2 separate regions of the Homo sapiens genome follow, and region 2 is linked to region 1. The links are chromatin loops, found by intact Hi-C in ENCODE. Cell type or tissue: Calu3. All regions are shown on one strand. Links, peaks and the distances in the headings refer to the core of each region. The heading gives the core; the rest is flanking DNA. Region 1 overlaps SNX9 (sorting nexin 9). Region 2 has its middle 140 kb from the start of SNX9.

Region 1 (12,576 bases), core at 2,193-10,192:
TCAGGAAAAATAAAATATTTTAAATACAGTCACCAAGCATTATCAGATGTATGGAGCTTGACAATGAAACACCACTATCAAATTTTTGTTTAAGGGAGCTCTTGGGGGTTACATAACAGGCCCATGACCTTTACCCCAACTTCAGAAAGTGGAAAAAAAAGAGAAGCCAAGGGAAGAGACTCCCCCAGCAAACTCGAAAGATAATGTGCATGTGAGCCCACCCAGTTGCACTGGGACTGTTGGTTACTCCTCCCATCCACGCACTGATTACAACTTCGCCACGCTCTCCTTCCCATTAGTGTTTAACCCACCTGTCTGTCACATCCTTAAAAAGGAAGAAGAAACCATCCCTCAACCCCACATATTCCTTTGAATAATACCTTCTCTTAACATCAAGAAATTCAAATTTCAGAGAAGTTTTCCACATGCCCCGGGTCTACTTCATCTGCTACTCACTCTTCACCCTGCACTAGTCAAGCCTTGCCCACACTGACACCACTGAAACAGCTCTGGCCAAGGATACCGGCAGCTTTCTTACTGCTAAATCCAATCACCATGCTAGGCCCTCAACCCACCTGACTGCCTGACTGCGTCTGACATTGCTGTCCACTCTTCCTTCTTGAAACACTCTCCTCCCCTCGCCCCTCCACACCTGCCCTCCTCTGGTTTTCTTCCTTCCTTTCCACCTTCTCTCCTTGCCCAGGCATTAGCCAGGCCACACTGTAAATGTCTGTGTTTTCCAGGGTCCTACACTCTTCTTACTCTAGACATTCTCCCTGGGTAACATCCACTCTGACAACGTCACCTGCCATCTTTATACTGATGAATCCCAAGTCCATTTCTTAGATCTTTCCTCCTGAGGTTCAGACTTGAAAATCTGTCACCTATCAGATTCCTGCATGCAGTTCCAAGAGCACACAACACACCAAGCAAGGCCTCATCAGCATTCCAGCACAGACCCTGCCTTCTCTCCAGCATTCCCCAGCCTTCTAGATGGAACTTCTCCTATCCACTCACCCAAAAAGAAACTGAAAGGTACTCTTGACTCCTCCTCTCATTCCTTTCCACCTCTAAGAAAGGCCTGGCAAATCTACTTTCTAAATACTGCTACAATCTACTCACTTCTCTCCATCCCATGTGTGAGTTCCACAGTCCAAGTCATCTTTAATTATTTTCATTCACTTCAAAAGCCTCCTCCAGCCTCTGCACACCTGCTGCGCCTTGCTCCAATTCATCTTCCGCCTGCAGCGCCAAGGACCTTTTGAACATGCACACTAAGCATTGCCGCTCTTGACTCAAACCTTCCAGTGCTTCCCACAGCTCTTACAAGAAAGCCCAAGCACAATGCCTGGAACACAGTAGGTGCTCAACATCTATCTGTTCACTAAATAAACCCCAATGTTAATAAGCATGGCTTATAAAGAGGCTGACCATGTATCCTCATCTATCCAGGCCAGCCCCAGTTTATGCCTGTTATCTCAGTGTAATTAACTGTACCCTCTTTTTTCTTGAAAGTATTCCAGTTTGGACTAAAAAATTATATGATCACCTGACCCTGAACACCTCCGTGGCCTTATCACTTACAATTCTTACCTTCAATGATAAATTCCAGACTTATTGAACTATTTTCTTTTCTTTTCTTGAGACAAGGTCTCACTGTCACCCAGGCTGAAGTGCAGTGGTGCATCACAGCTTACTGCAGCCTCAAACTTCTGGGCTCAAGTGATCCTACTGCTGCGGTCTCTCAAAGTACTGGGATTACAGGCATGAGCTACCACACCCGGCCTGAACTATTTTCAATTCCATAAACATGTCACAACCTTCCCTCTTTCTTCACCTGACCAAATCCTACTCACCTTTCAGGTCTCAGCTTAGATGTCACCAGTGGGAAGCATTTTATGACGTGCAAAATCGGTTACGTATCTATCCCTCCCATGGACGGCCTTATAACACTACCCTTCCCCTATCATTTTACGGCTGCTGTACTATCGTTGCTTGTGGACATGTCTGCATTCTCTAAACTGTAAGCTCCCTGTCAGTCCTGCTCAGCACAGTACCTGACACAGCCATTTACCAGGTAGCACGGCATCTGCCACCTAAGAGGTGCTTACAGAGTTCAAGTTTCACTGCCATTTCCAAATAAATTCAATCTTACTAGTTCAGTTTTCAAAGTACAGAAAGTACAGTTTCTTTTAAATAAAAAACTTCACTTCATCTAGGTTTACTGCCCCAGCTAAAAGAACCAAAAGCCAATACTTTAACAGGCAATCATTAAACTTTTAAATTTACAAATTAAACTTTATTTTGCAAAATGCCAACGCTTATCCTTTTCATGTCTTAATTACACTTTTTCTAAATCTCTACCACGGTTTGGGGGAAGAATTTTCCCCTAATAGCCTGCCCAGTTTTTTCTGCTTAAAGCCATCAGAGCCAATTCTAAAATTCTGCATTCTCTGGGTGGGTAAAGCCAATGACTAGCTACCAGATTGAAGCTAGGTAGCCGGTATGTTTATATTTTATCAACACATATTGAATAGGCAGTTAGTACCATGAATGCTGTTCTAGGGGGACATAGTGGTGAAAAGCCAGGAACAAGATGTTCTCCTTCTCTCAGAAGCATTGTTTTAGGAGGAGACACAGCCATCAACACGCAAAGCAATTCCAGGTGGTGGTGAGTGCAATTACAGAAGTTAATCAGGTGATGCGACAGAGTAAGGGCTTTACAGCAGGCAGGTGAGGAGGGGTCTTGCCAGTGAGGAACAGGGGCTAGGGAGAATGTGGGGTGGGGAGGTGGCAGGAGGCCCAGATAAAGGACTGTGTAAAGCCAGGTCAAAACAATGCCAGAGGCCAAATAATGCAAAGGTACATTTACCAAGAGAGTTATAAAAATTAATACCTTATTTTCAACAGGGCTTCCCTGCTGCTGTTTTTGTGCAAATAAATTAGCATTCAGAGATGAAAAGGAGTATTTACACAACCGACAAGTAAAATATACTGAAAAATATGTTACAGGATTTTAGCACTACTAAAACCAGAATAGACGACGTGTAACCTATGATGAAGCTTCCTCCCTCCTTCCTGGGCCCACGTGGAAATTATTAATCCATCAGCACAGATATACATAGCCTGGCTCCTTCCCAGCAAGGCCTCCCCACATTCCTGCTTGCCACTTTAGTCCCAAAAACTCAACAATCGAAATGGATGAAATTTAAAAATATATATTTTTCAGAAAGAAAACTCCTATAGAATATATAGCATTTGGGTTATTCAGCTTTTCCAAAGATCTACACCATCAGGAAAACTTTAGCCTCATCATTTTTCTTGGTCTTTTTAAAATAAGTACTACAAGGCTGGGCGCAGTGGCTCACAACTGTGATTCTAGCATTTTGGGAGGTGGAGGTGGGCAGATCGCTTGAGCTCAGGAGTTCAAGACCAGTCTGGGCAACATGGCAAAACCCCATCTCTACCAAAAATACAAAAATTAGCCAAGCAGTGTGGTGCACACCTGTGGTCTCAGCTAACTTGGAGGCTGAGGTAGGAGGATCACCTGAGCCCAAGAGGTGGAAGCTGCAGTGAGCTGGTATCATGCTACTGCATTCTAGCTTGGGAGACAGAGCCAGACCCTGTCTCAAAAACAAAAACCTGCAGACTCTCCTAGTTTCATAAAAAGCTTACTCTGAAAGTATAATTAAGAATAATCTTTTTTTTGAGATGGAGCCTTGCTCTGTTGCCCAGGCTGGTGTGTAGTAGTGCTACCTGGGCTCACTTCTCCACTTCCCAGGTTCAAGTGATTCTCATCCCTCAGCCTCCCAAGTAGCTGGGACTGCAGGCACACGTCACCATGCCCAGCAAATTTTTGTATTTTTAGTTGAGATGAGGTTTCGCCACGTTGGCTAGGCTGGTCTCAAACTCCTGGCCTCAAGTGATCCGCCTGCCTTGGCCTCCCAAAGTGCTGGGATTACAGGTGTGAGCCACCACACTCCGCCAAGAAGAACCTTTTCTTATGACTCAAGGTCACCATCATAACCATGAATTATTGTGTAAGGTGAAAGACACTGAATACTTATTTCCCAGCTCTCAGCTTTCACACATGAAAAATGACAGGGTCAGCCTAGATGATCTGCAAGTCTCTGGGCCTTTTTAAAGAATTTAAATACTTTATATCAAAGTATGTAAAGAACATTACTAAAGTGAAACATACTGATCTTTAAGCTACTCAAAATGATACTTCCCCTTAAGGTCATCGACATAAATACATATACAACTAGGTTACATGAGGAATATGGGTCTCTGCTTTAAGCCATACTTGGCCTGAGGCCAGTATTCTTAACTACGATTTATTTTTATCAGCAGTTCCTCTTCAGGGCAATTTCTTTTCTAGATTCACAGAGCTAACATAAACCTCACCACAGAACTACAGCTGGCTTTTAATGCAGCACAAATGTAGGCTTAAGGATATGGTAAAATAAGACTGCCAAAGAGAGTTAAGTTGGAAAAATAAAATAAAATTTGAAGAGCTAACTTAAAGTTTATTACATAAAAATGGAAGAATGAATCATACTTGGACAAAGGAAGAGATTTTGCCTAACAGCAGCTGACAGAGGGGAAAAGGTGACCAAGTGAGGGATGCATCAGATGCGAAGGCAGAGAAGCCGAAGACAATCTCATCAGGAGGGCCGTAAGAGACACCTGCACAGCAGGACGGGCGCCTCTCACCAGAATTTTGCCAGGATCCTTTGTGCCTTCCAGCTGATCCTTCTTGCAAATCAATAACACTGAAAGTGTTACAAAAGCACCTCTGATCATTTTGTAAATTATGATATGGCACTAGGATACTGATTTATTAAGGGAGTCAATCAAGTTATAAGAGTAAAGAACAAAACAATACCAAATTCAGCATCTACTATCAATTCTTTTCAAAGTCCAATATTCAGTTCACAAGAACCATACTCCAACCTAAGCAACCACAGGAACCAGCCATAAATCTCAAAACTATGACTAATGGGAGAGTATCACACAGCCTGTATGCTACACAATCAATTTACCAGATTCACCAATGCCGTCTATGCTTTGTATAAAATATGTGGCATGTTGAACTCCTGCATTTTGCAGGATACTCTCTAGTATACACAGGAAATTCTGACCCCACCATCTGAATCATATACTTACCATGAACCAGTTGTGATTACAGTAAGTTACTATAGCTATGCAACTGAATTATTACATAGCTAATGAAACATGAGTTCAAAAAAGAGTAATTGTTTCCAAGAAATGTAAGTAGATGGCTAAAAAGTTTACTGTCAAAATAAGTGTAAGTGAGACAACAGTTAAGACAAATGGGGCCGGGCACGGTGGCTCGCACCTGTAATCCCAGCACTTTGGGAGGCCAAGGCAGGCAGACCACCTGAGGTCAGGAGTTTGAGAACAGCATGGCCAACATGGTGAAACGCCGTCTCTACTAAAATACAAAAAAAATTAGCTGGGCATGGTAGCGGGTGCCTGTAAGCCCAGCTATTCGGAAAGCTGAGGCAGGAGAATCGCTTCTACCCAGGAGGTGGAGGTTGCAGTGAGCTGAGGTCATACCATTGCACTCCAGCCTGGGCGACAAGAGCGGAACTCCGTCTTAAAAAAAAAAAAAAAAAAAAGACAAATGGGAAAGGGCCAGGTGCGGTGGCTGAAGCCTGTAATCCTGAAATTGCCTTTGCAAAATTATGACTGAGACAATGAAGGAGATCTAACTTAATTGACTCCATCTTGCTTCTAACTTCCAAGCTGTCCTTGTTCACTCCTGGACGCAGGCTGAACGAACTTTGGGAATTTATAGTTTGAAACAAAGATGTTTAAAACAAGGACGACGGCCAGGCGCAGTGGCTCATGCCTGTAATCCCAGCACTTTGGGAGACCAAGGTGGGTAAATCATTTGAGGTCAGGAGTTCAAGACCAGCCTGACCAACACGGTGAAATGCTGTCTCTACTAAAAACACAAAAAATTAGCCGGGCGTGGTGGCGGGTGCCTATAGTCCCAGCTACTCAGGAGGCTGAGGCAGGAGAACCCCTTGACCTTGGGAGGTGCAGGCTGCAGTGAGCCGAGATTGCACCACTGCACTCCAGCCTGGGCAACAGAGTGAGACTCTGTCTCAAAAAAAAAAACAAAAAAAAAAAACAAGGATTAGCCACAAGATTAAAAATTATGATTTAGGAGTCATGTAGCTGGAGGCTACAAGATTCTGATCCTCTCTAAACTGCTCCTAAGATCAGTGCTTGAGATACTTTGCAGACTCTGCACTTGATGGATCAGCTGGCACCACCCCGATCAATAAACTGGGCATCTGATCTTGTGGCCCCCACCCAGGAACTGACTCAGTGCAAGACAGCTTTGACTCCCTGTGATTTCACCCCTGACCAATCAGCACTCCTGGCTCACTGGCTTCCCCCACCCACCAAATTGTCCTTAAAAACTCTATGGGTAGACTGATTTGAGTAATAATAAAACTCCGGTCTCCTGCACTGCATGAATTACTCTTTCTCTATTGCAATTCCGCTTGTCCTGAGAAATCGGCTCTAAGAAATTGGCAGGCAAAGTGAACCCATTGGGCGGTTACAATCCCAGCATTCTGGGAGGCTGAGGTGGGCAGACAGCTTGGGGCCAGGAGTTCGAGACCAGCCAGGCCAAAGTGGTGAAACCCTGTCTCTACTAAAAATACAAAAATTAGGCAGGTGAGGAGGTATGGGCCTGTAATCCCAGCTATGCAGGAGGCTAAGGCAGGAAAATTGCTTGAACCTGGGTGGTGGAGGTTACAGTGAGCCAAGATCATGCCACTGCACTCTGGCCTGGGTGGTAGAGTGAGACTCCATCTCAAAAAAAAAAAAAAAAAAAAGACAAATGGGAAATAATTTTTTAAAATCTAGAATTCTGTACTCACGATGCTTTGAAATTGTCTTCAAACTATTTAAGCTCTTCTAAAAGAAACAAAAAATTAGAATTGCAATGAATTGAGTATGGATTATGCAAAATGGATCACTTAGCACTGCAATCAGAAGTACACAAAGACCATAGCTGTCTGTCTATCAAAGGATTGGTGAGTAAATGCACATTATACATTTTAAGTTAAAATAAGATAATCAGTACAGTTAACCTTTGAACAACACAGGTCTGGTCCACTTTACATGCACCGTTTCTTCTATTTCTGCCACTCCACCCTCCTTTTCCTCCACCTACTCAATGTGAAGACAATGAGGATGAAGGCCTAATGCTCTACTTCCACTTAGTAGTAAATATATTTTCTCTTCCTTATGATTTTCTCAATAACATTTTCTTTAGCTTAATTTACTGTAAGAATACCGTATGTAATACATATAACATACAAAATATGTGTTAACTGTTTGCGTTATAAGGCTTCCAGTCAACAGCAGGCTATTAGTAGTTAAGTTTTGGGGGAGTCGAAAGTTATACTTTAATTTTCAACTGGGCAGGCGGTCGGTGCTCCTAACCCCCACATTGTTCAAGGGTCAGCTATATTTCTTTTTCAATTTTCATTTTCGTCAATTCTTCAACCCTTGTCCTAAGCATCCTCCCATTGCTGGCACCACCTAAGCTGTACAGAAAGGCTTAGAAGGCTTCATCTCCTTGAAACCACCTTTGCAAAATTATAATTGAGGAAATTATGACACTGAAAGAAATCAGACCTAACCAACTCTATCTTGCTTGTAACCTTTAAGCTGTCCTTGTTCATTCCTGAGCACAGGCCAGAACTAACTTTGGGAAAGAATTTGATCCATGGTTTGACTCTGAAACAAAATTGGTAACAGCCCTTTCCTGAAAAGACCCCCTTCTTGTCTGGGGTCCAGTCTGCCTTTGCAGGACTAACAAAATAACTACAAGAAATTACAATTTCGGGGTCATGTAGCCTCTGGCTCCAAGAGTCTGAACCTCCCCAAATTGCTCCTGGGGATAACATCACTATTGTAAAACCTAAGATCAGTGATTAAGATATTTGCAGACCCTGCACTTGATGGACTCAGACCAGTAACCTGGCCCAACCAGTTCTGCCATCCAACCCAGGAACAGAAGACATTAAGAAAACCTAACTTCAACCCCTTAAGATTCCATCTGCAACCTGACCAATCAGCACTCCCCACTTCCCAAGCCCCTACCCACCAAATTATCTTTAAAAACACCAAATTATCTTTAAAAACTCCAATCCCCAAATGCTCGGGGAGACTGACTAACAAACTCAGGTCTCCCGCACAGCCAGCTCTACGTGAATTACTCTTACTCCATTGCAATCCCCCTGTCTTGATAAATCGATTCTGTCTAGGCAGTGGTGATGGTGAACCCATTGGGCAGTTGCATCATGAGGATTTTGATAAGAGCACTGGAGTCAACAAGATAAAAGCAAGACATGCATATATTTTTTAACTGTTAGATTATGTTACCTGTATGGTCACATTACCTGTGGCAAATCTGTTTTACATTAACATGGGCAGACTCATACAAATGTCAACCAGTAAGAGATGGCACTGTTCTCACCTTAATACTATCAAGCAACTTAATAGATACAGCAAACTTAATTTATGAATATGTTTACACTGCCTACCAACAGACTGGATATTTGAAGATATTAAGAATGTATTCTGAATTTTTAAGTATAACAGGAATTACAGTTATTTAAGTCTACAGTTTTGGAGATATATATTAAAATACTTATCATGAAACGATGTCTGGAATTTGCTTCAAAATAATGAGGAAAGGGGAAAATAGGGGAGGGGAGGCTAGAGGAAACAAAACGGGCCAGGATCACTGTGGAGGTGGGTGATGAGTACACAGGGGAGTGTCACTGTGCTGTTCTACTTTTGTCCATGTTTAAAATTTTTATAAATAAAAAGTTAAAATAGAAAATATTGAATCATGCCAAACCATTGAGATGATAGTTTAAAAGTCACAGTGTAGTAAATTCTTATCATTTTATGTTGCCTCAGCATGCACTTTGAAGATAAGTGGGACCTTGTCGTAGCAGAAGCAGGGCTCTGTCACCCTGGACATGGCAGAGGGTGCAGTTCTACACCTCCTCCCAGTTCCTCAACATGACTAATACAGATACCTGCCTTAGACAACTTCCTCCTGGCAACCACCTCCCCATGGGAAAGCTACACACAGCCTACTTCACTGGCCCCGATCCCCACACCCCACATGGGCTGTGCAGTCACAGTGTGACCTCCTGGAACCAATTAAACCTCCCTGGGGGAAACCTGTTTGGACCCCATGAAGGCCCATGGGTCTCTAGGTAGGTCTCAATCTCTCTCTCTCCCTTCACAATTCCTGACCTTCAAGCTCCCTGACCATCCTGTGTGTGACCTCCAGGATTGCTGTGTACTCCCAGGGCCTGTAGGTAATAAAATCTGTATTTCTATCTTGTGCCTCTCCTAATCATTGGGGGATGCCCTTCATCTTGAAGACCCTAAATTAAAACACACAGATGTGGAATTTTTCAGCATGACTAATATGAAATTCCAGTGATCTAATTCATATTAAAAATAATCACTTAATGGAACCATGAAAGAATAAAGATTCATTGAATCTCCAAATTCTAAGCCAAGATGATGCCATTTCTTCTTAGCCCATAACAGCATTCTGCCCCAGTTCTCAGGGTTCCAGCTGCTTTCTTCTACTGCTGCTCTCAAGACTGCTGGGGCTTCAGGAAGTTTATACCAGACACCCTGCAAACAGTGACCCTCATCGGAAGAGAAATGCAGTGAGTCGCTGATCAGAAATGGTTTCATCAGTCAGAAATCCAGCAGTCTGCAAGTACTTTGCTTATGTCTATGTGGCCACCAGTCGAGTGAACAGCATAACGGTAACAGCCAAATGGTCTGATGAGCCGTTTGTATTCACTTTCAGTATATCCAGGAAACATAATCTGAAATTTTCTATCAGACAAAATCTCGAATGCAAAATAATAGAGGTTTTTAAAAATTTCTTTACAAAGTTTTTTCTCCCAGCTGATTTGACTGGGGTATTCCTCATATAGAGAAGGATACTGTGTCAATCCTTCTGAAGCTCTCTTACTGATTGACTTAAATGGAGCACAGGATTTTCCTAGTGTGGCTTTAATAAGATACAATCAATTAAGTTTTAAGAAGGGATAAAATAAGGCTTAAATCCAGTATCAAAGCAAACTGACTGTTAACTCCTGCAGTTAGCTTTGGGTAATAAAGGCAAGCTCAACTCTTTAAAAAAGAAAGAAGAAAGAAAGAGAAAGAAAGAGAGAGAGAGAGAGAAGGGAGAAGGAAGGAAGGAAGGAAAGGAAAGAAAGGAAAGAAAAGAAAGAAAAGAAAGAAAGAAAGTATTTTTTGTAAAAGTCAGTCATTTTGGGTGTGGTGAAAACCCTCCAATGGTTTTATTGCCAAATAAATGTCAAAGCCCCCGTGGTCGCCTGGGCCTCCTCAGCCTGGGGAGCAGCCCCTCTTCCCTGAGCTCCCTCAGCTCTGGCCTCACTGTGCAAGCACCAGCCTGAGGGTCTGCTCTTTCCCGAGATCCAAAGACACCCCAAGCACCAGCCTGAGGGTCTGCTCTTTCCCGAGATCCAAAGACACCCCAAGCACCAGCCTGAGGGTCTGCTCTTTCCCGAGATCCAAAGACACCCCAAGCACCAGCCTGAGGGTCTGCTCTTTCCCGAGATCCAAAGACACCCCCACCTTCCCTCAGATCTCTACCTGAGTGTCACCTTCCCAGTGAGGCTTTCTTGTTTTTTTTCACCTGCTTTCAGAACCCTAGTGAAACCATGAAACAACCGGAGAGGATAGGAGAATCCAAACAGCTATGTATCACATTAAGACAGAAAGGTCTGAGCTTTGCAGAGATTCACGCCCCAATACTGCGCACAACCAGCAAGGTGGTTACCATGTCCTCAAGCAGCACAGCAAGGAAGTGGTGGAGAGAGTTACTAAACTGAGGGGCAGGAGGAAAGGCCTAAAGAGGAGACTGGAGGGCAAGATGGGGTCACACCTTCAAGGCCATGGCACTAGGTTACCATCCCCACCCTCAAATTATGCTTCACCCTGGGCAAGAGGCGGTGGCCTGGGAACTAAAATATTATAGGTCTGCTTCCCCAGCAGGACGGGGATGTAATTTGTTGTAAATTATTACAGAAAAGCAAAATTATAATTTTTCCCCCACTTGGACTGTGCAATGGAATTCACACCTGAATCCATTCAATTATTTGTATTTTACAGATAAGGAAAGTGAAGCAGTAAGTAACTTTTCAAAGTAATGTATTAATAACTGGACTGGGATTTGAACCCAGGCTCCTAATCTCTATGCTATATCACCATTACATGAAAATACATATGCTTCATAATCAGGTAGAACTAATTTTATTCATTCATTGCATCTCTAATAAAAGACATAATTTCTCTTTTATTCTAAATATAAAATTCAAGAGAAACAAAACACTAATAGGGGAAATAGGCTTTTATGTAACAGCTATAATGAATCACAGAGGAATGCCAATGACCTCAACATTAATTCATTACATATATACATCCCCACACACATATAACAGTAATTATACACAAGGACAATTCATTGATACCTAACACCAAAAAGGTACTATGAAGTCCAGCGTTTTTAAGTAAACCTGTATTTTATTAACCGAATCTATATACATTTTAAAGAGTTAAAGATCCCCTGACAATTCACCAGCTGGGAATCCCTTCTCTAGAATAAGCTCTGGGTATTGCAAACCAGGTAAACAAAACACATCAAACAACAGCTTACCTGGAAATCAAAAGGAGCAGATCCATTTTAACCATTCCAAGACGCTATGTCCTCGGCCACAAAGGATTTAGAACAAGCCTGGGCACAGACTACTTGCCTCGAATGTTCACTGGTTCCTAAGAGTGGCTTAGTTTAACCAGTGCCAGATAAAATTTTAGAGTACAACCAGGGAAAGTGGACATTTACACTTCTCTAAAATGTACTTTCTGTCCTGCAAGGTCAGTCACTAAAATAGGAGCTCTTTAAATGAGACCTCAAACTAAACATGCCTTCAAGTATTTAACACCATTCCCTAAACTAGAGAAATGATCCTCTTCTACATCATGAGTAACATAATGTCAGAATATTTAGCACTTCTACATAAAATTTTCACACTATGGCTCTTTATTGATATACATTTATTTTTACTCTTAAGTTTCCAATGGCTAAATGGAGGGAAACAGGTCAGAGGGTCTCATTTCTGACTCCAAATACTGAGCTATCTCACTGTACACTATGTATACATACTTTTACCACAGCAACCGTACACCTAATGGAAGATATCTAAGTGTCTGTGTTCTCCATTAGACTGTAAATTCTCTGGATAGAAAAATATACATGCATTTTCACTTACAGTATAAATTCTAGAGAGAGACTGTTGAATAAAAAAAAAAAAAATTATTGGTCGAGCACAGTGGTTCATGCCTGTAACCCTAGCACTTTGGGAGGCTGAGGTGGGCAGACTGCTTGAGCCCAGGAGTTCAAGACCAGCCTGGGCAACATGGCAAAACACCATCTCTATAAAAAATACAAAAATTAGC
Region 2 (12,576 bases), core at 2,635-10,634, 160 kb after region 1:
TAGCCCCAGCCAGGATATCCTGAACTGATTTTCCTGACTGCCAGCTCTCACTTGCGATGGACTGTAACTTCACATCCCAACAGCCCTGTCTGCAGACAGGAACAGGCACTAACAAGGGGGGCTGATCTGGGGGAAAGAGAGCCTGCCAGTGCTGCCCGAGGCCAGGATCGGTGCCAGCCCATCCCATGGGACGGTCACACTTGTTGTGACTTCTCATGGGTGAGGCACATGGGAATGTCCTTAGCTGGTTTCATGATTCATCCTTGGTGTACATATATTTGCTTTAATCATTCATGTCGTATCATTACTTCCTTGAAGATGCGGCCAGTGTTTCTTGTTTTTAAATTAAAATATTTTTTAGAGCAGTTTGAGGTTCACAACAAAATGGAGTGGAAATCACAGAGAGTTCCCATACATCCCCTGCTGGGACTCACACACGGCCTCCCCCACCATCTACGTCCTGCACCAAGTGGCATATTTGTTACACCGATGGTCCTACATAGACACATCATTATCACCCAAAGTCCACAGTTTCTATCAGGGTTCACTCTCGGTGTTATACAAATGTGTGACCTGTGTACACCACCGCAGTGTCATGCAGAGTAGTTTCACTGCCCTAGAATTCCTCTGTGCCTGCCTGTTCACCCCTCTGTCTCTACAACCCCTGGCAACCACTGATCTTTTTATTGTCGCCATAATTTTGCCTTTTCCGGAGTGTTATACAGTTGGACTCATACAGTAGGTAACCTTTTCAGATGGGCTCCTTTCACTTAGTAACATACATTTAAGTTTCCTCCATGTCTTTTCATGGCTTGAAAGCTCATTTCCTTTTAGCACTGAATCATCTCATCATCTAGCTGTATCGCAGTTTATTTATCCATTCACCTGCAAAAGGACATCTTGGTTGCTCCTAAGTTTTGCCAATTATGAACAAAGCTGCTATAAACATCCGTGTGCAGGTTTTTGTGCAGACAGAAGTTTTCAATTCATTTGGCTAAATACCAAGGAGCACGACTGCTGGATCATATGGTAAGAATATGTTTCCTCTTGTAGGAAACTGACAAACTGTCTTCTGAAGTGGCAGTACCATTTTGCATTCCCACCAGCAGTGAATTGAGAGTTCCTATGGTCCACACCCTCACCAGCATTGGTGCTGTTGGTGTTTTGGATTTTAGCCATTCTAATAGGTGCGTAGTGACCAGTGTTTCTTCATAATTATGTTTTGGCCATTATTTCAAGTATTGACTTCGGATGTTGTGGTTCTATCATCTTGAATAAATGAAAAGTGTAACAAAAACAACTCATACATTCATCATTCACTTACTGATTAAAAAAATACTTTTTGAGTGGCTATTATATGCCAGGAATGGGAGATTCTCAGATAAAAGATACTCTCTCTGTACCCTCAAAAAGCTCAGAGGCTACTGGAGGAGGACAGGTGAACAGGTTGACACAGAGTGCACAGGAGGAGAACGCTGCATTTCCGTGAAGCAGAGCCTTAGGATTAGGAGGGGGCTCCACCCCACACAGAAGGGGAGGCTGGACTGGGAGGCAGTAAGGAGATGGCCCACGAGCCTCTCAGGAGGTTGGAGGTTGGAATCACCGAAGGCCTGGGAGACATGAATGGGGCAAGGGCAGGGAGGGGACATGCAGTTCAAGGCAGATGGGGTGGATGTGTGAAGGCACGCGGCGGGGTCGGGGAAGCTGCATTTCAGGGTTATTGGAGTTTGGGTTTGAGGATGAGTGATCAGGGATTCAAACAGGGAAGAGACAGGACTGGGTTTGCTTTTCAGGAGGACCCTGGCCAGTGGGAAGGACAGATGGGACGGAATGACAAGGAAGGGAGGGAACTGGTAGGTGGCAGGTACGGGATGGAGTGACAAGGAAGGGAGGGAACTGGTAGGTGGCAGGTACGGGACGGAGTGACAAGGAAGGGAGGGAACTGGTAGGTGGCAGGTACTGGACGGAGTGACAAGGAAGGGAGGGAACTGGTAGGTGGCAGGTACTGGACGGAGTGACAAGGAAGAGAGGGATCTGGTAGGGTGGCAGGTACGGGACAGAGTGACAAGGAAGGGAGGGAACTGGTAGGGTGGCAGTGGCAGGTACTGGATGGAGTGACAAGGAAGGGAGGGAACTGGTAGGTGGCAGGTACTGGACGGAGTGACAAGGAAGAGAGGGATCTGGTAGGGTGGCAGGTACGGGACGGAGTGACAAGGAAGAGAGGGATCTGGTAGGGTGGCAGGTACGGGACAGAGTGACAAGGAAGGGAGGGAACTGGTAGGGTGGCAGTGGCAGGTACTGGACGGAGTGACAAGGAAGGGAGGGAACTGGTAGGGTGGCAGTGGCAGGTACTGGACAGAGTGACAAGGAAGGGAGGAAACTGGTAGGGTGGTAGGTACGGACGGAGTGTAAGGAAGGGAGGGAACTGGTAGGGTGGTAGGTACGGATGGAGTGTAAGGAAGGGAGGGAACTGGTAGGGTGGCAGTGGCAGGTACCGGACGGAGTGACAAGGAAGGGAGGGAACTGGTAGGGTGGCAGGTATGGGACGGAGTGTAAGGAAGGGAGGGAACTGGTAGGGTGGCAGGTACGGGACAGAGTGTAAGGAAGGGAGGGAACTAGTAGGGTGGCAGGTGAGGGCCTGCAGATGGGGAGGCTCATTCACTCCTTTGCATTCTGCAAATGTTTATGGAGCACAGATTCCTGCCCAGAGAGAGCTTCTGGTCTAGCCAGGGATTATCCCAAATATCCTTTTAGGGAAAATGTGAACCTTATCTCTTTACTCCTCATAGCTGGGACCACAGCTGCTGCCATGCTCATTTTAAAAGGCAGATTTAGGCCAGGCATGGTGGCTCTTGCCTGTAATCCCAGCACTTTGGGAGGCTAAGGCAGACAGATTGCATGAGTTTGAGGCCAGCCCGGGCATCATGGTGAAACCCTGTCTCTACAAAATATACAAAGATCAGCCAGGTGTGGTGTTGTATGCCTGTAGTCCCAGCTCCTTGGGAGGCTGAGGCGGGAGGATCACTTGAGCCTGGGAAGTCAAGGCTGCAGTGAGTTGAGATTGTACCACTGCACTCCAGCCTGGGTGACAGAGCAAGACCCTGTCAGAAATAAAAGGCTGATTTAAGGTTATTTATTCCCCTCTCCTTGAGTGCCAGTGGACAATGAGTCATGAAAGGGCCTTAACCAGGTGGCAGAAGTCGAGAAGGGTGTGGGGGTGGAAGGGGACCCGAGGGCTGGGCTATCCCACTGTGCTGTCACCACCCATGAATCCTGGACAGACAGCAACTGTCTGTCACCGCTCCGACTCCATGGTAACTGCAGTCTGCTCAGCATCTGGTGAATCGTCTGCTCAATATTTCCCCTCGTTGGGTGGCGGTGATGATGGCGAGCTCCTCCTGCTTTAAAATGGAGATGGAAGACAGCCATTTCTTTTCATTCTCCCACTGGCTGCTGCTGCTTTTTTTTTTTTTTTTTTTTTTGGAGCTCAAACTAGCTAGGAGCATTTACACAGCATTGGGCCCAAGCAATTATGATGACCGTGCTAAAAAAAAAAATCCATAAACTAGAGAAAAGTAAGATCCTTCTCGCAAACGCAGGATATTGGTATTTCTTGAACTGGGGTGAGCTCAGTAGGGAAATGACACCCTGATGGGCTTTCTCAAGTTGGAGCCAAGGCTGGCCGGACAAGAACAGCAAACACAGCTTCTGAATGGCGGCAGGGAGCAGTTGGCTCGCCGCAAGGTAGAGTTTCCTCTAAATGAAGATCTTCATCCATTCCGTAAACATTGAGCATCTACTCTGCACCAGGTAGTGCTCGAGGCACTGGGAAACAGATCCCCTGATTCAAGACAAAGTCCTTGTTTTCAAATGGAAGTTACATATTCTATTAGGGAAGACAGAATATAAACAACTTCAACATTGCATATAATATCAGCAAGCAAAAACTGCCATGAAGAGTCAAAAAGCAAAGCAAGGGGCTGGACAGTGCTCAGGAGAGACAGTAACTTGGGCAGAGGGTGTGAGCACGTGGCACTGGGAAGGGGGTTCCAGGCCCCAGGAGCAAGTCGGTGTTGCGGGGGGTGCATGTGAGGCGCAGAGGCTGGAGATGTGGGCAGCAGCCACTTTTGCCCTGGGATGGCCCCACAGACTACTGAGGTAGACACTCCACGTGGCCAGGGACCAAGTGCCTCTTTATGACAATTATGAATGTGACAGTCACACACGTGGTGAGAAAAAGCTTGCTTTTGATAACTACTTGATTTCCAGCTCTGAGTCCCCATGCTCCACGCTGTGTGGGAAGCATCGGTGCAGGCATTTCTAGGTAACCTTGTCTAAGCCATTTCGTTTATTGAGTTAGAGCTTCCCTCTCATCCTGGGCTGTGTGTGCTTCCCTTCATCTGAGAAGACGCCTTGGTCCTTGATCACCTTCAGCTCGGTGGCCTCTGTGGAGAAGGGACCCCCCACGGCCCCCAGGTGCTGCTCACACAGTAGACATCACGGATCTGTGTGTTGGCTCAGAAGATTTTGTGCCTATAGTAGCAACGTGCTGTCCTCTTACAAAAATCAGCCTATTAGGACATTTCCCCAAGAGAAGGAAGGAGCAGTGGTGAGGACCCTTTCCCTGATTTGTACCCAAGGGCGCCTCTGGGCGTGGCTCAGGGAGAAGGAAGGAGCAGTGGGGAGGACCTTTTCCCTGATTTGTACACGAGTGCACCTCTGGGCGTGGCTCAGGGAGAAGGAAGGAGCGGTGGGGAGGACCTTTTCCCTGCTTTGTACACGAGTGCACCTCTGGGCGCGGCTCAGGGCACAGGACACTTCCAGCTGCTCTTCTCTGCCTGTCTGGGGCTTTGGACAGAGCGGCTGGGAGCTGGTGACGGGGCTCCCTCTGTTTCTCGGCCGTTACCTGGCCTGCCTTGATTTCCACTAGCTGCTCTCATGCCAGCTGGGAGACGAGCTGTGTCCTTAGACTCGACCCAAGAGGCACAGTCCCATCCCTCTGCTCTCGGATTCCTCCAAAACCCCTGGAGGGGGCAGGCTTTCCTCTCTGGTTGCCATCTGCCATTGGGAAATCTCCTTCCCTCAGTCCGGACAGAATTCTCAGCTGTTCTCTGGGTGGTGGAAGGAAACTGGCTGCTGGTACCCTTCCAGGTCTTTATTTATACGCAGACTCAAAGGGGCTTTTCTCTTCCTGTTACTGTCTCTGTTCTGGCTTAACAAAAGCCTGCTGGCAGCTCCAGGTAAGAATCAGCTTCTATCTTCTGGGCTGTGCCAGTATCCCCAAGAGGGGCCCCGACTCAGTGAGTGGAGGGTGGTGGCACAGCAAAGAATCGAGGGGGTACCTGGTGCGAATCCTGTAAGGATGACCGTCTGTGACCGTGCTGTCAATCCTCCCAGGCCCAAGTGGCACACACTGTGTACGTCATCAGTGTAAATCCTGCGTTTCCAGCACTCGCCGACGGGCTGACTGCTGCCTGAGTATCAACTGGTCGCTGTTGGGTTATCTGCTGATTTGAGGCTTTTTAATTTGAAGGCTGTTTAGCTCCTTGAGGAGTCAGGAGTCTGGGACAGGGTCAGGTTCACCTGTGGATTCTCAGCACCTGGCCAACACGTGGCCCACTGTGTTACTCAGTACCCACTGAGAAAGACAGAGAAGTGGAGTCTTCCTCCTGCTTGGTTTCCCCATGGTGAGGTCTGGCTAGGCCAACAGTTACACAACCTCGGTGCAAAGCCCTGACGTGGTGATGGATGTAAGTGGCCTTGGCATCCATCCCCCTTGTCTTCCTCCTCTTCCCAGGGACTCCATCACTCTGACTACCTGCCGTCTCTTTCCCTGTCCACGGAAACAGACCAACCTGCCACTCTTTATAGCGGTGGTTCTCAAAGTATGTTCCCAAACCTGTGCCATCGATTTCACCTGGAGCCGTATTAGAAATGCACATTCTCAGGCCTCATCCCAAACCTATGAATCAGAAACTCTGTGGGTGGGCCCAGCAACCTGTGTTCTCTCCAGTCCTCCGGGTGATTCTCATGCCCCAACATTTGAGACCTGCTGCTTTGAAGGACGTTGGAGGCATCGCCTCCGCTCTGCTGCCAACAGGCTTGGGCACAGGGGAGGTGGGAGAAGCCGAGAGTGATGGAGATCGGGGCCCACAGAAGCTACTTCCTTGTCATGTGGGGAGTTCTGAAATGCCCCCTGCGGTCCCGCCTCACTGCCCATTCATATCCTACAGGATGTCCCTGGTTTCTTGTTGTTGGCACGTGACCTTCACGACAGTAGTTTTCAGATCCTGAAGAACCTGAGTTGGAAACAATTCCTTATGCAAGGGGAGCCACACAGGTGTCCACACAGGTCTCCTGGGTGTGCACAACCACAGGGTTCCGAGGCTTCCTCCACTGAGTGTGGCTTAGCTCTTAGTTCACAACCAAGCAATCCGCCATGTCTTCAAACAATGAGAAGACAAGAGCGGTTTTCAAGAAGTGGTGTTGAGAGAATGGATGTGTGGCTCCCACACCTAGCAGGCTGCAGGACCGCCTCCCTCCCCCACTCCAAGCTCAGGGTTTTACCCAAACCCAAGCACCTCTGCTTCTTGCTCTTAGTTAACATCTTACATTGCTGAAGCCTGCAACACCTCTTGAAATTTTTCAGCAACAATGTCTTTATTTCCTTCTTTCTTTCCCTCCCTCCCTCCCTCCCTCCCTTCCTTCCTTCCTTCCTTCCTTCCTCCCTCTCTCTCTTTCTTTCTTTTTTGAGACAGAGTCTCCCTCTATCACCTAGGCTGGAGTGCAGTGGCGTGATCTCGGCTCACTGCAACCTCTGCCTCCTGGGTTCAAGTGATTCTCCTGCCTCAGCCTCCCAAGTAGCTGGGACTACAGGCACACACCACCATGCCCAGCCATTTTTTGTAGCTTTTTTTTTTTTTTTTTTTTTTTTTTTGAGACGGAGTCTCCCTCTGTCGCCAAGGCTGGAGTGCAGTGGCGCGATCTCGGCTCACTGCAACCTCCGCCTCCTGGGTTCACGCCATTCTCCTGCCTCAGGCTCCTGAGTAGCTGGGACTACAGGCGCCCGCCACCACGCCCAGCTAATTTTTTGTATTTTTTTAGTAGAGATGGGGTTTCATCATGTTGGCCAGGATGGTCTCGATCTCCTGAACTCGTGATCTGCCCACCTCGGCCTCCCAAAGTGCTGGGATTACAGGCGTGAGCCACCGCACCCAGCCTTTTTCGTATTCTTAGTAGAGACGGGGTTTCACCATGTTGGCTGGGATGGTCTGGATCTCTTGACCTTGTGATCCGCCTGCCTCAGCCTCCCAAAGACAACAATGTATTTCTTTAGCTAAGGATTTTATCATTTTCCCTAGAAAATTAGGAGGAAAAATCCCAAACAACTCTCTTTATTACTCCTAATTTTAAATATTTCTGAGTATGTTAAATTTGCCAGTGTTCAGAGCAAACCAAAGTATAAGCCATGTTTTCTTCTCTCTTTTTTTTTTTTTTTAAGCTAACAAATTGGTCTAGGTCTAGAATGGCACTTAAGGGAATTAGCTTTATGTTTACAGTGATTTATCCTGTCAGCTGTTCTTCATTTTCCTACTAAGACCTACTTGCCCTCTGCTTCTTGCTCTTTGCTGGTTGATACCATTTTTTAAAAAGGTTGCTAAAGTTGTAATGTCTGGCGACCCCCCAGCCCTCAGATAACATGCTTCTCTACGAGCAAGACCCTCAGTGTCTGCACCACAGCATTTTAGAGGCTCTGGCTTGTGGGTGGGAGAGATGACAGATTTGGGGAATCATTAGGGGACCCTCAGAACACAGTTTGGGAGCAGTTGCCTGTACCAGGGTGCAAAGTTCAGGAGTCCCCAAGGCCACCCTCAATTCTGACACCCAGTGTAAGGTTGGGGCTCCCCACAACCACCCTCAGTTTGATGATTGGCTAGTAGGACTCACAGAACTCCGAAGAGCCTTTCTATGTGCAGTTCTATTACGGTGAAAGTTATCCAGATCAAAGTCAACCAAAGCAAGAGGCACACAGGGTGGAGTCTGAGATGCCGGTGCAGAGCCTCTGGCTGTCCTTTCTCAGAGGGGCTGTGTGGACAGGGCCCATCTCTGCCTGCAATGATGAGACAACAGGCATGGAATAGTGCCAACCAGAAAAGCTCACCCAAGCCTCAGGCCTGGAGTTTTCATTGGGGTGGGTCATGGGGACAGGTTGGCTATCTCTACCACTGGCCTGGGCCTGCAGCCCCTCCAGAGACCAAGCTGATCCTTGGGGCCATAACCCACATGGCCAGCACAGACTGCCTGGCCGGTCCAACCCCCCAGATAAGCAGAGAGACTCTTACCACACAGACAGTTGCAAGGGCTTAAAGATGACTAGCAGAGGACAGAAGCCAGTCCTCTCTAAGGACACGGTTAATCCTCCACTGCACACGAGGCTACTCAAAGCAAGTGCAGCTCGGCACCATGCAACTGTTTGATCCTGGTCCCCGATGAGATAATACAGAGATGGCGTATGTGTTTAGAAACAGCTACGGCAATTGGACAGAGTATGTCTAATACATCTAATCATGAAACAGTGGGACTTTTCGTTACCTATTTAAATTTTTTCCCCAGTAATTTAAAAATTATATTTTATACAAGTACTAATGTGCAATGAATAGGAATTTTTTAAAACAGTGAACACTGTTCTTTATCACTCATGGTTCGAGAAGGGCTGACCTCCACTCTGTGCCATCTCTGTCCCGGCCACCTCTGTGACCTTGGATATGACCTCTCAGCTCTCTGGTTTCCAGGGTTCTCTTTTGTAAGCTGGGGCAGGAATGGGTGAACTGAACAGTTTTTTCAGATTTTCTTTTTGACCATGATAAGAAAATATATCTATGTCATGACCCAGGACCTGTTTCTCCTTGTTCCAGGCAAAGCAGTTTGGCATTTCCTATTCTCATCCTTCTGTTCTCACCCCTTCTATCTAGAAAGAAGACAGTGGTTTGCGCCCACTACACTGGTTTTATGACCCGTGGAGGGCATGGATCTGAGGTGGGACACCCAGTTAGGTGGTCTTTAAAGCGATTTCCTGCCACTGGAGGGACCTTGAACAAGATTCCTGTGTGAGCATCCAGAGCCAGGGCCGGCTGGGCTGAGGTCTACAGATCATGGGCATGTGCAGAAGTCATTATGCTCTTTCTGTGACTCGACTAAGCAGGGAGTTTTCTCCTTTTATTTCTTAGAATAAAAATGTCAAAACCCTGAGATATTCACATGAGGGCATCACTGCTTATCCTCCCCATCGTGGTCAGGGGTGGCCCAGGCCTGTGAGTCAGGAGCAACTCTCCACGTGGGATTCCCAGGGTATGCCTGCGCCCCATGGCGGAGATTGCTCAGTCTGGGGTGACTTGAGGGCATGGTCCTGGCTTTGCTGCTCCCCTGCCTCTGCTCCAGGGCACCCTCATCCTCGCTTGCTGCTGCAAACCGCCTCAGCATCCAGTCTAGAGGCAGATCATATCTGGTGTCTTCTTGTGGGTTATATGGGCACTCATTGGCTTTTACATAAAACACTGAGCGTTGAATGTAGTTCAGCTTGTTACCATGGGTTACAAAAATGGAAGCAGATTCTGTTAAAAAAAAGAAAAAGCTCTTCTGCTCCCCTCTTAGAAAAAGCACCATCCCCCTAAACACTTCCAAGCGACTCGTCTCCTCCCTGGCAGGTGACGGGTGCTGAAGAAGGGGCCTGCGGAAGACCTCTCAGAGCAGATGCTGAGCAGGATGAACTGACAAGGAGGTGTTTGGTGGGAATGAATGCCAGTCCCTTCTTTCTGATCATGCAGAATTTCTAATAATGCAGAAATTAATAATGCAGAATTCAGCCACATCAGCTGGAAGCTCACGTGTCAGTTCCTGAGAACATACAGAACCCCATTGGTCAGGAGGAAGTTCCCATCACAGGGGAGCCGACATGTCCAGAGGTGACCGGCTCCCTTTCATGAGGTTCCTAGTTAACATCCTGTATGTTATGGAAGGGAGGGGTGCCTTGAGAAGCCTGGGGGACAGGCAGAGAGATCCACAACAGCGTTGCAGGTGAACTGGAGGTGGTTTCTGTGCTTCATAAAAGGGCCCTTCACATTTACACGTTCAGTTACCGCTCATCATGCTCTGGGATTGCGTTTTATTGCATAAAGTCAATGTTCACCTAGATCTTAGGAGGACAGCTGCAGAAGGCAAGGAACCAGGAGTCCTGATAGGTAGCAGAGCATCAGCTGACAGGGCCTCACCGTGGCCTCAGCACTGCCGACCTGCGGTTGTTATCCAGGCACATGGTGAACCCTATTTGGCATTTCCATGAGAAGATGGGTTGGAAACAACCCTTGGTGGCCTCTGAAGCCATCTGTTCTCATTATCTCCAGAAAGTGTGTTTTCTAGCACAGCTGCCACACTGACCCAACTGATTAAATTTCAATCCCAGCTACTCGGGAGGCCGAGGCAGGAGAATTGCTTGAACCTGGGAGGTGGAGGTTGCAGTGAGCCGAGACGGGGCCTTTGCACTTTAGCCTGGACGGCAAAAGGGAAACTCCATCACAAAAAAAAAAATTTTTTTTTTTTCAATCCTCAGAGTAGATCTCAGAAGATACAGATGCCGCAGGCCAGGTGCAGTGGCTCACGCCTGTAATCCCAACTCTTTGTGAGGCCAAGGCTGGTGGATCACCTGAGATCAGGAGTTCAAGACCAGCCTGGCCAACATGGTGAAACCCTGTTTCCACTAAAAGTACAAAAATTAGCCGGTGTGGTGGCACACGTCTGTAGTCCCAGCTACTTGGGAGACTGAGGCAGGGAAATCGCTTGAACCCGGGAGGCAGATGTTGCAATGAGCTGAGATTGCACCATTGCACTCCAGCCTGGGCAACAGAGTGAGAGCGAGACTCTGTCTCAAAAAACAAAACAAAACAAAAAAAACCTTTGCTTGTCATCATCTCCCTGGTAGCTTTCCAGTTGTGTTGATGAGTTCAAGGAAAGCTTTCTAAAAGGCTTCACAAAATAATAATAATTTTTTTCAACATGTGTCACCTAGGCATATTTCAAAGCATACTGCATGTTTTGATCCAGGATATTAACAACAAAAATGTGTCAGTCCCCACTGAGTCATCCATGTTTACTCAAGTTGGATTTAGCTGCAGAGTTATCTAGAATTTCTGGCAGAAAATCATCTCAGCTGAAATTCCGATAGGCTTTCAAGAAAAAGGAAATGTTCGTTCCTTAAGAGATCCTTAAATACATTATAAGGGAGATTTGAAAGATTTTGAAATCTCTGGAATTAGAAAATTTAAGGCTTTCTTTGTTTTCTTGTTTGTTTGTAGAGATTTTAAAGAAATCAGATGAGCTCCATGTTTCTTAAGATGGATTTAATCTATCTGGTAGTGAGGTAGAAATAGCAGTGGCTGGGGAGTCCATTCTCCAGGGGGTTCTGGGGCTGGAGGGTCTTAGACCCAGGCTCAGGGCTCAGAACTCAAAGAAGTTTAGGGGTTCAGGAATGCTTAGGGTTGCTTAGGTCCTAGGACTATTAATATTATTTCAGGTAAACTATTTTGTGAACTGGTGTAGGGTCTAAAAGCCATTTACTATTTTTGTTTCCATGGGAAAAATATATTCCAAGTTCCAAGCCAATTTATGGAATGTAATCTGTTGGTAGAGAGTATGCGTCATCTATTTTGCCAGAGAAAATGCAGTATGAACATTTCACATGTGTTATAAAACATATATGTATTACAGCTTATAGTACAAAGAGCAATGCCCATTACTCAGAACAAATACTATGTCACATGTCCAACAGGTGTTTGTTAATGGAACTGGCTAATAGGTTTTTATTTTAAAATTATTTTTAAAGCATGCAATCTGCAAATAATCCAAGTTATCCTACTATTGATTATATATATATATATATTTATTATTATTATTTTTTTTTTGAGATGGAGTCTTACTTTTGTCTCCCAGGCTGGAGTGCAGTGGCGTGATCTTGGCTCACGACAACCTCCGCCTCCTAGGTTCAAGCGATTCTCTTGTCTCAGCCTCCCAAGTAGCTGGGACTACAGATACATGCCACCACACCCAACTAATTTTGGAATTTTTAGTAGAGACAGAGTTTCACCATGTTGGCCAGGCTGGTCTCGAACTCCTGACCTCAGGTGATCCGCCCACCCTGGCCTCCCAAAGTGCTGGAATTACAGGCGTGAGCCACTGCGCCCAGCCAGATAATATATTTTTGAAAGTTCCACTATTCTGTTTTTCTATTAGAATTACATGAAATCTTAATTGCCTTAAGACCCCAATTTTATCCCAAATTATCCACAAGAAGAGACAGGGAGTGTCAGATGGCTTGCAAAGGTGAGTGAGGAGGTCTCATAGCACCGGGTAGCACTGGCTCCTGGCTCAGCTGAACTCCACACAGGGACTCACGTCACAGCAGCAGCCTTCCCTCACAGTTGGACATAGAGGGGAGTATAAGGGAGGGGGGCTTTTCTCTGAGGCCCTCAGGTGTCAGCATGAGGTCCCTGGGGGAGTTTGGGTCCTCAATGCCTTAGACGTTGT

What was found. A loop is a pair of places that touch in the nucleus more often than their neighbours do. Peaks named below come from ENCODE experiments on the same cell type or tissue, not always from the same donor. Only the 100,000 strongest peaks of a DNase experiment are listed, where the experiment ranks them.
Region 2: it touches region 1 in a loop (6-fold over the local background); 2 of 110 quality-filtered maps call a loop at or near these places.

Annotation. Positions count from the first base shown.
Region 1 is chr6:157,838,175-157,850,750 of GRCh38, reverse strand. The region is part of intron 1 of SNX9 (sorting nexin 9); the gene reads right to left. Among named protein-coding and RNA genes, the nearest start is that of SNX9, 21 kb to the right of the region's middle. RefSeq lists enhancers at 4,406-4,495, 8,992-9,141 and a silencer at 8,180-8,474. In Calu3, for the core only: no CTCF peak of the experiment used is centred there; DNase peaks (open chromatin) are centred at 6,360 and 9,130.
Region 2 is chr6:157,681,606-157,694,181 of GRCh38, reverse strand. No RefSeq gene overlaps it. Among named protein-coding and RNA genes, the nearest start is that of SNX9, 140 kb to the left of the region's middle. RefSeq lists an enhancer at 4,790-5,291. In Calu3, for the core only: no CTCF peak of the experiment used is centred there; no DNase peak of the experiment used is centred there.